2 separate regions of the Homo sapiens genome follow, and region 2 is linked to region 1. The links are chromatin loops, found by intact Hi-C in ENCODE. Cell type or tissue: B cell. All regions are shown on one strand. Links, peaks and the distances in the headings refer to the core of each region. The heading gives the core; the rest is flanking DNA. Region 1 holds the start of ZNF428 (zinc finger protein 428). Region 2 overlaps XRCC1 (X-ray repair cross complementing 1).

Region 1 (5,366 bases), core at 112-5,111:
CCGGACCCTTACCCTGGCTTCCCCCTACCCCAGACATTAGTCTCCAAGGGAACTTTGAATTAAAGTTAAACTCTCAAAACCTTTGCCTAGCTCCCCATCACCTTTAGACCAAGTCAAAGCTCTTTAGTCTGGCATCCCAGGCCTCTCATTCATTCATGTACATTTTAGATGTATTATTCTAACTTTAAAAAATAACCTCTTACGATGTGCCAGGTGCTGCTCAAAGTTCTAGAGTCCATGGTGAATAAAACAGGCAAATGTTAAGTGTTAAAGACAGCGCTACACTAATCTGAAATCTGATCCTGCTCTAAGCATTGAGAACCCAAAGTGAAAAAGGGCGACTCCATTCTTACCCTCATGAAGCTTTCATGAGGAAAACACTCAAAACAAGGAAGCAAAGAAAGTTCAGATTGTGATAAGAACTATTAATATAAATGCAGAGTATGGTGATGTGGTATGCCATTGTCATTATGGAAAACTTCAAACCCACAGGAGTAGACAGGACAATAACGTCCCATGTACTCTTTTTTTTGAGACCAAGTCTCGCTCTGTCGCCCAGGCTGGAGTGCAGTAGCGCCATCTCGGATCACTGCAAGCTCCGCCTCCCGTGTTCACGCCATTCTCCTGCCTCAGCCTCCCGAGTAGCTGGGACTACAGGCGCCTGCCACCACGCCCGGCTAATTTTTTTTTTTTTTTTTTTGTATTTTTAGTAGAAATGGTCTAGGATGGCCAGGATGGTCTCGATCTTCTGACGTGATCCGCCCGCCTCGGCCTCCCAAAGTGCTGGGATTACAGGCGAGACCCAGAGTCTCGCTGGGTGGCCCAGGCTGGAGTGCAGTGGCTCAATCTCGACTCAATGCAACCTCTGCCTCCAGGGTTCAAGTGATCTTCGTGCCTCAGCCTCCCAAGTAGCAAGGATTACAGGCACCCCCCATAACCCCTGGCTAATTTTTGTAGTTTTAATAGAGGCAGGGTTTCACCATGTTGCCCAGGCTGGTCTCAAGCTCCTGACCTCAGGTGATACACCAGCCTCGGCCTCCCAAAGTGCTGGGATTACGGGCGTGAGCCACCGCGCCCAGCCCCATGTACTCTTCATGCCAGTTACAACCACCACCAACTCATGGCCAATCCCGATTTATCCATAACTCCAGTCAAATGTGTAAGTGCTATTATGGAGAGATCAGGAAAAGCCTCTCAGATTGACATCTGTACCAAGATATGAATGGTGAGCACAAGAGTAGGTATTCAAAGGTCAGAGGGAAAAGCATTTTCAGGCGGAGGGAACGGCAAGAGCAGAGGCCCGAGCTGGTAAAGAGTTTGGGGTAAGGTGGAGCTGGACAGAAATGGAGGGAGGAGGAAGTAGGTGGGGTCAGAAAGATAAGCACGGCCAGACCAGGTGTATAGCCCTGAGGCCATGATAAAGATTTTTGGATTTTTTTTTTTTCCTAATGGGATCCCTTTGGGGGAGTTTTAAGCCAGAATGTGACAAAGTCACTTACAGGAAGACTGGAATGTAGCCATAGTTGAACTCTAACATCGTCTATAGAACCATTTCCCGTCTCCAGTTAGGTTCTAGGCATACTAAGCTGCTCTTGCTTCCTCAATCAAAACATGCGCTTCTATTTTTTTTTTTTTTTTTTTGGCCTCTGGGCCTTGGCGCTTGCAGTTCATTCTGCCAGACCCATTCCCATTCTAGTTGGCTCCTATTCGTACTTGGCTTAAGGATCACCACCTCCTGGAAGTCTTTCTAGAACCAGAGGCCGGGGCAAGCGCCTCTTAGGCTCCCACAGCCCCCTGTGTTCCTCACTCCAGGTCTGACCTTCTGGGTAGTAGTTGTCTAATTAGGTGCGTATCTCCTTCGACTGGGGTGCCGTGAGTACAGGAGTATGGTTCACTGCAGAAACCACAGAATCCGCCAGCATGGGGCCTGACACCTAGGAGATCAATAAACCTTTATCCTGGTTGGGAGGGGTCCTGGCCCTCGTGCCCTCTCTCAGGATGCAAACTGATCCCCTACGAAGACAAGGCTACCCACTTCGCGTCAGTCTGCAGTCCCTGCGCGCATGCGCTTTGCTCAGGTTGCCCCCGCCATATGCTAATCACTGCGCTCTGGAGTAAGGCCCCTCCGGGGAATATGCAAATCACTCCTTCCAGTGCGGGAGGCCTTTCATTGTCCCGCGCTAGGATTATGCAAATAAGCAGGCCTCGGGCCCAGGATCCAGTCCGAACTAGCGCCCTCCACCCCCAGCGCATCCCAGTTTTGTAAGGCGCGTTCCTGCCCCGCACACGCACGCGCGAACCCTTCAGCTTCTTGTTCCTTTGGGCCGCGGGCTGTACCAAGTAAACCCAGGCAGCGAGGGGCAAAGCACGGCGCCCCCCGCGCGGGTCTCGTCGACGGCCCGACGCGCATAGCCCCTCTTCCCACAGCGCTACAGGACTAGTCCGTCTCGCCGCGCAAGCGCCCTAGGCTCTTCACGCCCCCTGCGCGCTGTCCTACCCTACTTGCGACGCAGGCGCAGAGGCTGGGCGTGCAGCCGCCGCCGCAGAGCCGGAGCGGGGGCCGCCGGCGCCGGTGAGTGTCCCGGGCAGGGGTGCGCGAGGCATGCCGGGAAGCGGGCGCTACGGCCCCGCTGCATGATGGGAGCGACGACTCCCGTCACCGGGGAGCCGGCGGTCTGGGGCCGTGGTGACCCGAGGGCTTCTTTTTCTCCCCCTACGCGTTTGTGCCGCCCTGGGGCATCCTGGGAGAACCGAGCGCTCCGCCTTGAAGCGCTGTGGGAGTCGGTCCGCTAGTCGTAGGCCTGGTGCATCCTGGGAAAGAGTGTCCCAGATCCTTGTCGAGACCGGTTCCTTTTATCCCACACCTGCCGCTGACCGTCCTGGAGGCTTGGAGCGCTTCCACACGGGGAGTCTGGGAAGGTGGTCGCTATAGGCCTAAGGCATCCTGGGAAGAACTGCCACAACGAATTGTGGGAACTGGCCGTTATTGTCCCGTAGTGGAAGGTTTTGCCCTGGTCTCTTTGCTCGAGCATTGGAACGGGTGCCTATTGTGTTCACGCGGGGCATCTTGGGAATTGACTGCTATAGGCCCAGGGCATTGTGGGGTCTCCAGCACTGTGTTTGCCTTTCAGTTTGGCTGCCATAGGCGTGGTAGGAGTGGGACTTGTGAACCAAGGGATGGCCCTACCTGACGTCTGGAATACTCTGGAAGGGGCCTTGTGTGACGTGGGCTTGGAAAAGTGTAGGCTGATGGGCATTGTCTCCTGGTAACTTCAGGGAATGTCTTGATTGTCCCAGGTGTGTGGTTGCCGTATAAAATATACAATGTCTAGTTAAATTTGAATTTCAGATAAACAATTATATCCAAAAGATACAACCTTTTAGAAAAGTATGTCCCAAATATCACATGGAACATAGCTATATTAATTCTTTGGGCTAGTTGCAGTGATACCAATACTTTGGGAGGCTAAGGCAGGAGGATCGCTTGAGACCAGGAGTTCAAGACCAGCCTGGGCAATATAGTGAGACCCCCGTCTCTACAAAAAAAAAAAAAAAAAAAAAAAGTAAAAATTAAGCCTGGCATGGTGGCGCATACCTGTAGTCCCAGCTGCTCTCCTAGGGGCTAGTAGGGTACCTTGAGCACAGGAGTTTGAGGTTACAGTGAGCTAACCTCCCAACCTGGTTATGGGGGAGTACATGAGTTAAGGCCTGGAAGCCCCTTTCCTACAGATCACCCTACTGCACTCCAGCCTGGGCAACTGAGCGAGACCCTGTCTCTTAAAAAATATAAATAAGTAGGCTGGGCGCGGTGGCTCACGCCTGTAATCCCAGCACTTTGGGAGGCCGAGGCGGGTGGATCACGAGGTCAGGAGATCGAGATCATCCTGGCTAACACGGTGAAACCCCATCTCTACTAAAAATACAAAAAATAGTCGGGCGTGGTGGCAGGCGCCTGTAGTCCCAGCTACTCGGAAGGCTGAGGCAGGAGAATGGCGTGAACCCAGGAGGCGGAGCTTGCAGTGAGCCGAGATCGTGCCACTGCACTCCAGCCTGGGCGACAGAGCAAGACTCCGTCTCAAAAAAAAAAAAAAAAAAAAAAAAAAAGCCGGGCATGGTGGCACGCGCCTGTAGTCCCAGCTACTTGGGAGGCTGGGGCAGGATAATCGCTTGAACCCAGGAGGCAGAGGTTGCAGTGAGCCGAGATCGCGCTACTGCGCTCCAACCTGGGCGACAGAGTGACACTCCGTCCCAAAAAAGAAAATTAAATAAATAAATAAATAAGGGCCAGGTGTGGTAGCTCATGCCTGTAATCCCAGCACTTTGGGAAGTGGGAGGCCAAGGCAGGAGGATTGTTTGAGCCAGGAATTTGACAGCAGCCTTCGCAACATAGTGAGACACCATCTCCGCAACAAAAACCCAAAAACAAACAAAAAAATTAATTGGATGTCTTCTGTTTTTATTTGCTAAATCTGGCAATCTTATCTTGGTATAAAGTAGAATTCCCAAATTAGATGGGGCCCTGTAGGCAATAGGGTATCATTAGAATTCTCCTCTGCCAATTATGAAATCTGTCTTTAAAAGCCAAGATTTAGGTGCTTTCTTTAGGAAGTTGCCCTGCCAATGATGCCAATGGTCCTTTGCCCCAGCCACCTCCAGGTTTCAATCTGAAGCTTTTCTCTTTAGTCCCCAGCATTAAACTTGACATCCAGACTTTGAAGGGACCATGTATTTTCCACCATTGTATCCCCAGTGCATGGGCCTTGGCATGTAAGAGATATAGCTGAGGCTGCATCAACTGGCCCTGCTTGGTTCTCTACTGTCAGGGAGTACAGTGGAAGACAGTAGTGGTGTGTGTGTGTGGTGGGGTTGGTGGGGGGCGGGGGCGGTCCGTTGGTGAAGAGGGAGAGAGAGAAGTCACAGAAGGCTTCCTGGCAGAGGCAGTATTTCAGCGGGCAAGAAGTATAGAGGTTCTTATGTTTGTGGTGGGCTTTGAAGGGTGAAAAGGAGTTCTCCAGGCCAAAAAGGGGGAAGGAGGGCTGGGCGTGGTGGCTCTTGCCTGTAATCCCAGCACTCTGGGAGGCCAAGGTAAATGGATCACCTGAGGTCAGGAGTTTGAGACCAGCCTGGCTGACATAATGAAACCCTGTCTCTACTAAAAATACCAAAAAATTAGCCGGGCATGGTGGTGGTGGCTGCCTGTAATCCCAGCTACTAGGGAGGCTGATGCAGGGTAGAGGTTGCAGTGAGCTGAGATCGCGCTACTGTACTCCAGCCTGGGCAACAAAGTGAGACTCCATCTCAAAAAAAAAAAAAAAAAGGAGGAGGAGGACATTCTTGACAGCAACAGTGGGTGTACTAAGACCCAC
Region 2 (5,366 bases), core at 188-5,187, 57 kb after region 1:
AGATGTTCATGTCCTCATCCCCAGAACCTGGAAATATTTTAATGGCCAAAGGAGCTCTGTGGGTTTGATTAAATTAAGGATCTTGAGATGGGGAGAGTGCCCTGGATTATCTGGTGGGCCTCACGTAACCCCCAGAGGCCTTATAAGGGAAAGAGGGAGGCAAGAGAGCTGGAACCAGAGCTGTGAAGATGCAAGCAGAGCCTGGAGTGATGCCAGCGCTTTCAGCAGCTTTGAAGACGAGGAAGGGACTGTGAGCCAAGGAAGGCAGGTGGCCTCGAGAAGCCGAAGATGCAAGGAGACACGTTCTCCTCTAGTGCTCCCGGAAGGAAGGAATGCAGCCCTGCCGCATCTAGATTTTAGCCCTGTAAGGCCGAGTTTCAGACTTTTGACCTCCAGATCTGTAAGATATTAAATTTGTGTGTTTTTTTTTTGTTTTTTTGAGACGGAGTTTCGCTCTTCTTGCCCAGGCTGGAGTGCAGTGGTGTGATCTCGGCTCACTGCAACCTCCGCCCCCCCGGTTTAAGCAATTCTCCTGCCTCAGCCTCCTGAGTAGCTGGGATTACAGGCATGCGCCACCACGCCTGGCTAATTTTGTATTTTTAGTAGAGACGGAGTTTCTGCATTTTGGTCAGGCTGGTCTCGAACTCCCTACCTCAGGTGATCCGCCTGCCTCAGTCTCCCAAAGTTCTGGGATTACAGGCGTGAGCCACTGCGCCTGGCCAAATTTGTGTTTTTAGCCACAAAGTTTGTGCTAATTTGTACAACAGTAACAGGAAACTCATACACCAAGCACCTGGCACATGGTGAGAATCCGAAAATGTTAGCCATGATGATCCTCTTGTGACAGATGGGACACCCAGGCAAGCAGCAGAGAAGGGGCTCAACAGGGCCACTTGGTAAGGGAGGACAGAGCCAGAGTTACTGCTTAATAACTCTTGAGTAGTAACTTCTGCAAACGGTTGCTGGGCGCCTGTTCTGCGTCTGTCTGTACATCCATTGGGAATGCAGTAGAGGCCTGCTGTGTTAATGATATTCGCAGCTGACATTTATGTAGTGTTTGCTCGGTGCCAGGCAGTATTCCAGGCACTTGGTATGTTATTTCTCATTCTTGGTATGGATTTGAATGTTCTCAACAACTTTATGAGATAGACGTTGTTATTGTCCCCATTTCATAGGTTCGAAAACTGAGGCACAAGGGGTGAAATGAAACCATTTGCTCCAGGATCACACAGCAGGAAATCAGCAGAGCTGGGAAGGACCAGACACTGTTCTTGGCCTTGGGGACACAGTAGGGAACAACTCAGACGATACTGTCCTTGCTCTTGTGGAGCTTAAAAGTCTGGCGGGAGAGACAGATGCTAGACAAATACAAACAAAAAAGATGTAACTGTGTAACACCAGGCAGTAATCATGAAGAAAAGTAAAGTCGGGTAGGGAGATAGAGAGTGGCACCAGGTAGGGGGCGAGGTAGGTTACTTATGGTCTGAAGTGACATCTGAGTGGGCACCTGAAGCACAGAAGGCAAACTTTTACCCAGCTATGGATATGTTTGAGGGAAGAGTGGTCTAGGCAGGGGGATTGGCAGGTGCAGAGGCCCTGAGGTGGGAAGGAGCCAGACTGTTCTTGGCACAGAAGGGAGGCCGTTGTGGCTGGTGGAAAGTCACCAAGCCTGGCCTGGGGAGCAGTCAGACTGGGACTTCTTGTTATTGTTGTTTTTGTTGTTGTTGTTGTTTTTGAGACAGAGTCTCACTCCATCGCCCAAGCTGGAGTGCAGTGGCACAATCTCGGCTCACTGCAACCTCTGCCTCCCGGGTTCAAGTGATTCTCCTGCCTCAGCCTCCCCAGTATCTGGGATTACAGGCGCTCACCACCATGCCCGGCTAATTTTAATTTTCATATTTTTAGTAGAGACAGGGTTTCACCATGTTGGCCAGGCTAGTCTCAAACTCCTGACCTCAAGCGATTCACCTGTCTCAGCCTCCCAAAGTGCTGGTATTACGGGTGTGAGCCACCACACCTGGCCCAGACTGGGACATCTCATGAGCCCAGGCAGCACTGTACACTGCCCAGGGCCCAGGGCTGGGAATGGCGGTGGAGGCAGGGGAGTCAGCAGGAGGTCTGCCGGCCTCAGCCTTAGGCAGGCCCTTCCTCCAGCACCATCTTCCTCCTCTAGCACGTCAGTGGTGTGATGGAGGAGCACGCGTGGACTGTTGCCAGCCTGCCTGGGTTCCGGTCCGGCTTTGCCACCCACCAGCTGTGAAGTTACATAACCACTTCCTGCCTCCGTTTGCTCATGTGTAAGATGGAGATAATTATAGCAACTGCCTGGCAGAGCCATTGCAGGAGAGTAGATACATGTATTATTAGCAGGAGTCTGGCACACCAGGAGCGCTCAGTGCACTCGGATGTTGGCCGCAGTTGTGGTTATAGTTGTTAATTCTGTGTCATCTCAACTTCCTTCAGAGGGAGGGTAAGTTTTTTTTTGAAGACAAGGTCTCATCACTCTGTCGCCCAGAGTACAGTGATGCGAACATGACTCACTGCAGCCTTGACCTCCCCAGGCTCACGCGATCCTCCTTCCTCAGCCTCCTGAGTAGCTGGGACCACAGGTATGTGCCACCATGCCTTGCTAATTTTTGTAATTTTTGTAGAGACAAGGTCTGGCTATGTTGCCCAGGCTGGTCTTGAACTCCCAGCCTCAAGTGATCCTCCCACCCCAGCCTCCCAAAGTGCTGGTTATAGAGACGTGAGCCACTGCGCCTGGCCAAGGAGGGAGGGTTGTTAATGACCATCTTCCCTTTTTGCATGTGAGGAAACTGCCTCACAGAGACGTTGAATACGTCACCCAAGGTTGTGCAGGTTGGAAATGGCATTGCTGTATTTGAGCCCAGGCCTACCTCACCCCAAGTCCAGGCTCCCTCCTTCCATACAGTGGTGTTCCTGTTGATAGCAGTGTGCAGGTGATGTCTAGATGATCTGACAGGGAGGCAACAGAGCAGATTGGAGCATCTGTCATCACCAGGGGTGGGAGAGGGCAGTGTAGGGTGGACTAGGTACCTTGGTTTTTTTTTTTTTTTTTTTTGTGACAGAGTCTCGCTCTGTCACCCAGGCTGGAGTGCAGTGGCATGATCTCTGCTTACTGAAACCTCTGCCTCCTAGGTTCAAGAGATTCTTGTGCCTCAGCCTCTTGAAGAGCTGGGACTACAGGCATGTGTCACCATGCCCGGCTATATTTTATATTTTTAGTAGAGAAGGGGTTTTGCCATGTTGGCCAGGCTGGCCTCAAGTGGTCCACTGCCTTGGCCTCGCAGAGTGCTGGATTTACAGGCTTGAGCCACTGCACCTGGCCCAGGTACCTTTGAGAGTTGTAATAATGCGTCATTCTAGGATCCTAATAAAAGAGCCCCAAACTGGAAGGCAGGACACTTGCCTCAACCTAACTGCCTCCCGTGCCCGCATGGCCCGCACGGCTTTCTGCATCTTCATCTGTCAGACAGGAATGGCAGATCCTTTGAGATGAGCCCTCCTATAGGTAGCTCTTTTCTTCTTTCAACAAATAGTTGTCTAGCACTGACTAATAATACCTCCTGACTGACAGCAGATAATTGCCTACTCTTCGCCATGCCCTGTGGCCATTATTTATGTGCATGATCCTAGATATGGTGGTCATTCCCATTTTACAGATGAGAAAACTGAGGCTCCAAAAGGTTAACTGGTATGGTCATACAGCTAGTGTGCAGCACAGCTGGGATTCAAACCCAGGAACCAGCGGTGAGCAAGATCGGACAAAGCCCCTGCCCTCAGGGAGGTTTCCTGGAGTCCTCTGCGATTGTGGGTGAGGGGTGACATGTGCTGTTTGTCTGCATGATGATTTGAATAAAGTTATAACTCTGGCAAGTGCTTATCAAGGAGAGCTCTATGGCAGTGTGTGATAAGCTGACCTGGTGGAGTCTGGAGAGGTCAGGGAAGCAGGTATGTGTGAGGTGGGCGCGTATGCATTCATTCAGTGACTATTTTGTGAGTTTCTGCTCCATGCCATACCCTGTGCTGCATGGAGGGGACACATGGCACCATTCAACCCTGGTGTGCCCCCTCACAGAATTGACATTACAGGGACATGGTGATCCAAAGGAGATTCATCCTGAGGTCCCACAGTGAGCCCAGAGGCAGAGCAGGCACTGACAGTGGCCTCTCTCTCTGCCCACAGTTGGAGAAGGAGGAGCAGATACACAGTGTGGACATTGGGAATGATGGCTCAGCTTTCGTGGAGGTGCTGGTGGGCAGTTCAGCTGGAGGCGCTGGGGAGCAAGACTATGAGGTAAGCAGGGCTATGAGATGGATCCCATACTGACCTCTGCCCCTCATGCTCGCATCACCGTCTCCCCCAGGGGCTGGGGCTGGGAAGACATGGGGCAGATGTGAGTCACACCTGATTGCTGCCCTCTGGAGGATCACCCAGTGTACGGAGGAGACAGAAGGCAGACACAGGGCGGTAAACTGCACATCAGGGAAGAGAGCAAGTTTGGATCATGGCTTAAAATGACACAAATGTATTATTCGACTGTTCTGGAGGTCAGAAGTCTGAAATCACTCTCACTGGGCTAAAATCTAGGTGTAGGCAGAGCCCTGTTCCTTCTGGAGGCTCTAGGGGAGAATCCATTTCCTTGCCTATTTCAGCTTCTAGAGTCCATCTGCCCTCCTCAGCTTGTGACCCTTCCTTCATCAAAGCCAGCACTCCTGTCACTCTAACGCCTGCTTCCACTTCCATTGTTACTTCTCCAACTCTGACTCTCTTGCCTTCTTTTTTTCTTTTTCTTTTTTTTTTTTTGAGACGGAGTCTCGCTCTGTCGCCCAGGCTGGAGTGAGTGCACTGGCGCGATCTCAGCTCCTTGCAACCTCTGCCTCCCGGGTTCAAGCTATTCTTCTGCCTCAGCCTCCCGAGTTGCTGGGACTACAGGTGCCCACCACCACGCCCGGCTAACTTTTTTTTTTTGTATTTTTAGTAGAGACGGGGTTTCACCATATTGGCCAGGCTGGTCTCGAACTCCTGACCTCGTCATCTGCCCGCCTCAGCCTCCCAAAGTGCTGGGATTACAGGCGTGAGCCACTGCGCCTGGCCTTCTTTTTCTTTTGTTCATTTTTTTTTGAGACAGGGTTTCATTTCCGTTGCCCAGGCTGGAGTACAGTGGCGTGTTCTCAGCTCACTGCAACTTCTGCCTCTGAGGTTCAAGTGATTCTCCCACCTCAGCCTCCCAAGTAGCCAGGGCTACAGGTGCACACCACCACTCCTGGCTAGCTTTTGTTATTTTTTATAGAGAGAGGGTTTCACTGTGTTGCCCAGGCTGGTCTCAAACTCCTGGGCTCAA

Evidence for each region. Hi-C counts contacts between places; a loop is a spot of excess contacts. Peaks named below come from ENCODE experiments on the same cell type or tissue, not always from the same donor. Only the 100,000 strongest peaks of a DNase experiment are listed, where the experiment ranks them.
Region 2: it touches region 1 in a loop (8-fold over the local background); 15 of 110 quality-filtered maps call a loop at or near these places.

Annotation. Positions count from the first base shown.
Region 1 is chr19:43,616,764-43,622,129 of GRCh38, reverse strand. ZNF428 (zinc finger protein 428) reads left to right here and starts at 2,501. Exons shown (of 3, transcript NM_182498.4): 1 at 2,501-2,572. It overlaps LOC105372411 (a long non-coding RNA gene), which reads right to left and starts at 3,069. Exons shown (of 4, transcript XR_001753942.2): 1 at 2,498-3,069. RefSeq lists a silencer at 2,448-2,687 and an enhancer at 2,492-3,142. In B cell, for the core only: no CTCF peak of the experiment used is centred there; DNase peaks (open chromatin) are centred at 2,089 and 2,459; H3K4me3 peaks cover 1,872 bases; H3K27ac peaks cover 2,064 bases.
Region 2 is chr19:43,559,862-43,565,227 of GRCh38, reverse strand. It overlaps XRCC1 (X-ray repair cross complementing 1), which reads left to right. Exons shown (of 17, transcript NM_006297.3): 3 at 4,208-4,318. Among named protein-coding and RNA genes, the nearest start is that of XRCC1, 13 kb to the left of the region's middle. RefSeq lists an enhancer at 1,643-2,143. In B cell, for the core only: no CTCF peak of the experiment used is centred there; DNase peaks (open chromatin) are centred at 957, 1,317, 2,287, 2,797 and 2 weaker places; H3K4me3 peaks cover 896 bases; H3K27ac peaks cover 4,821 bases.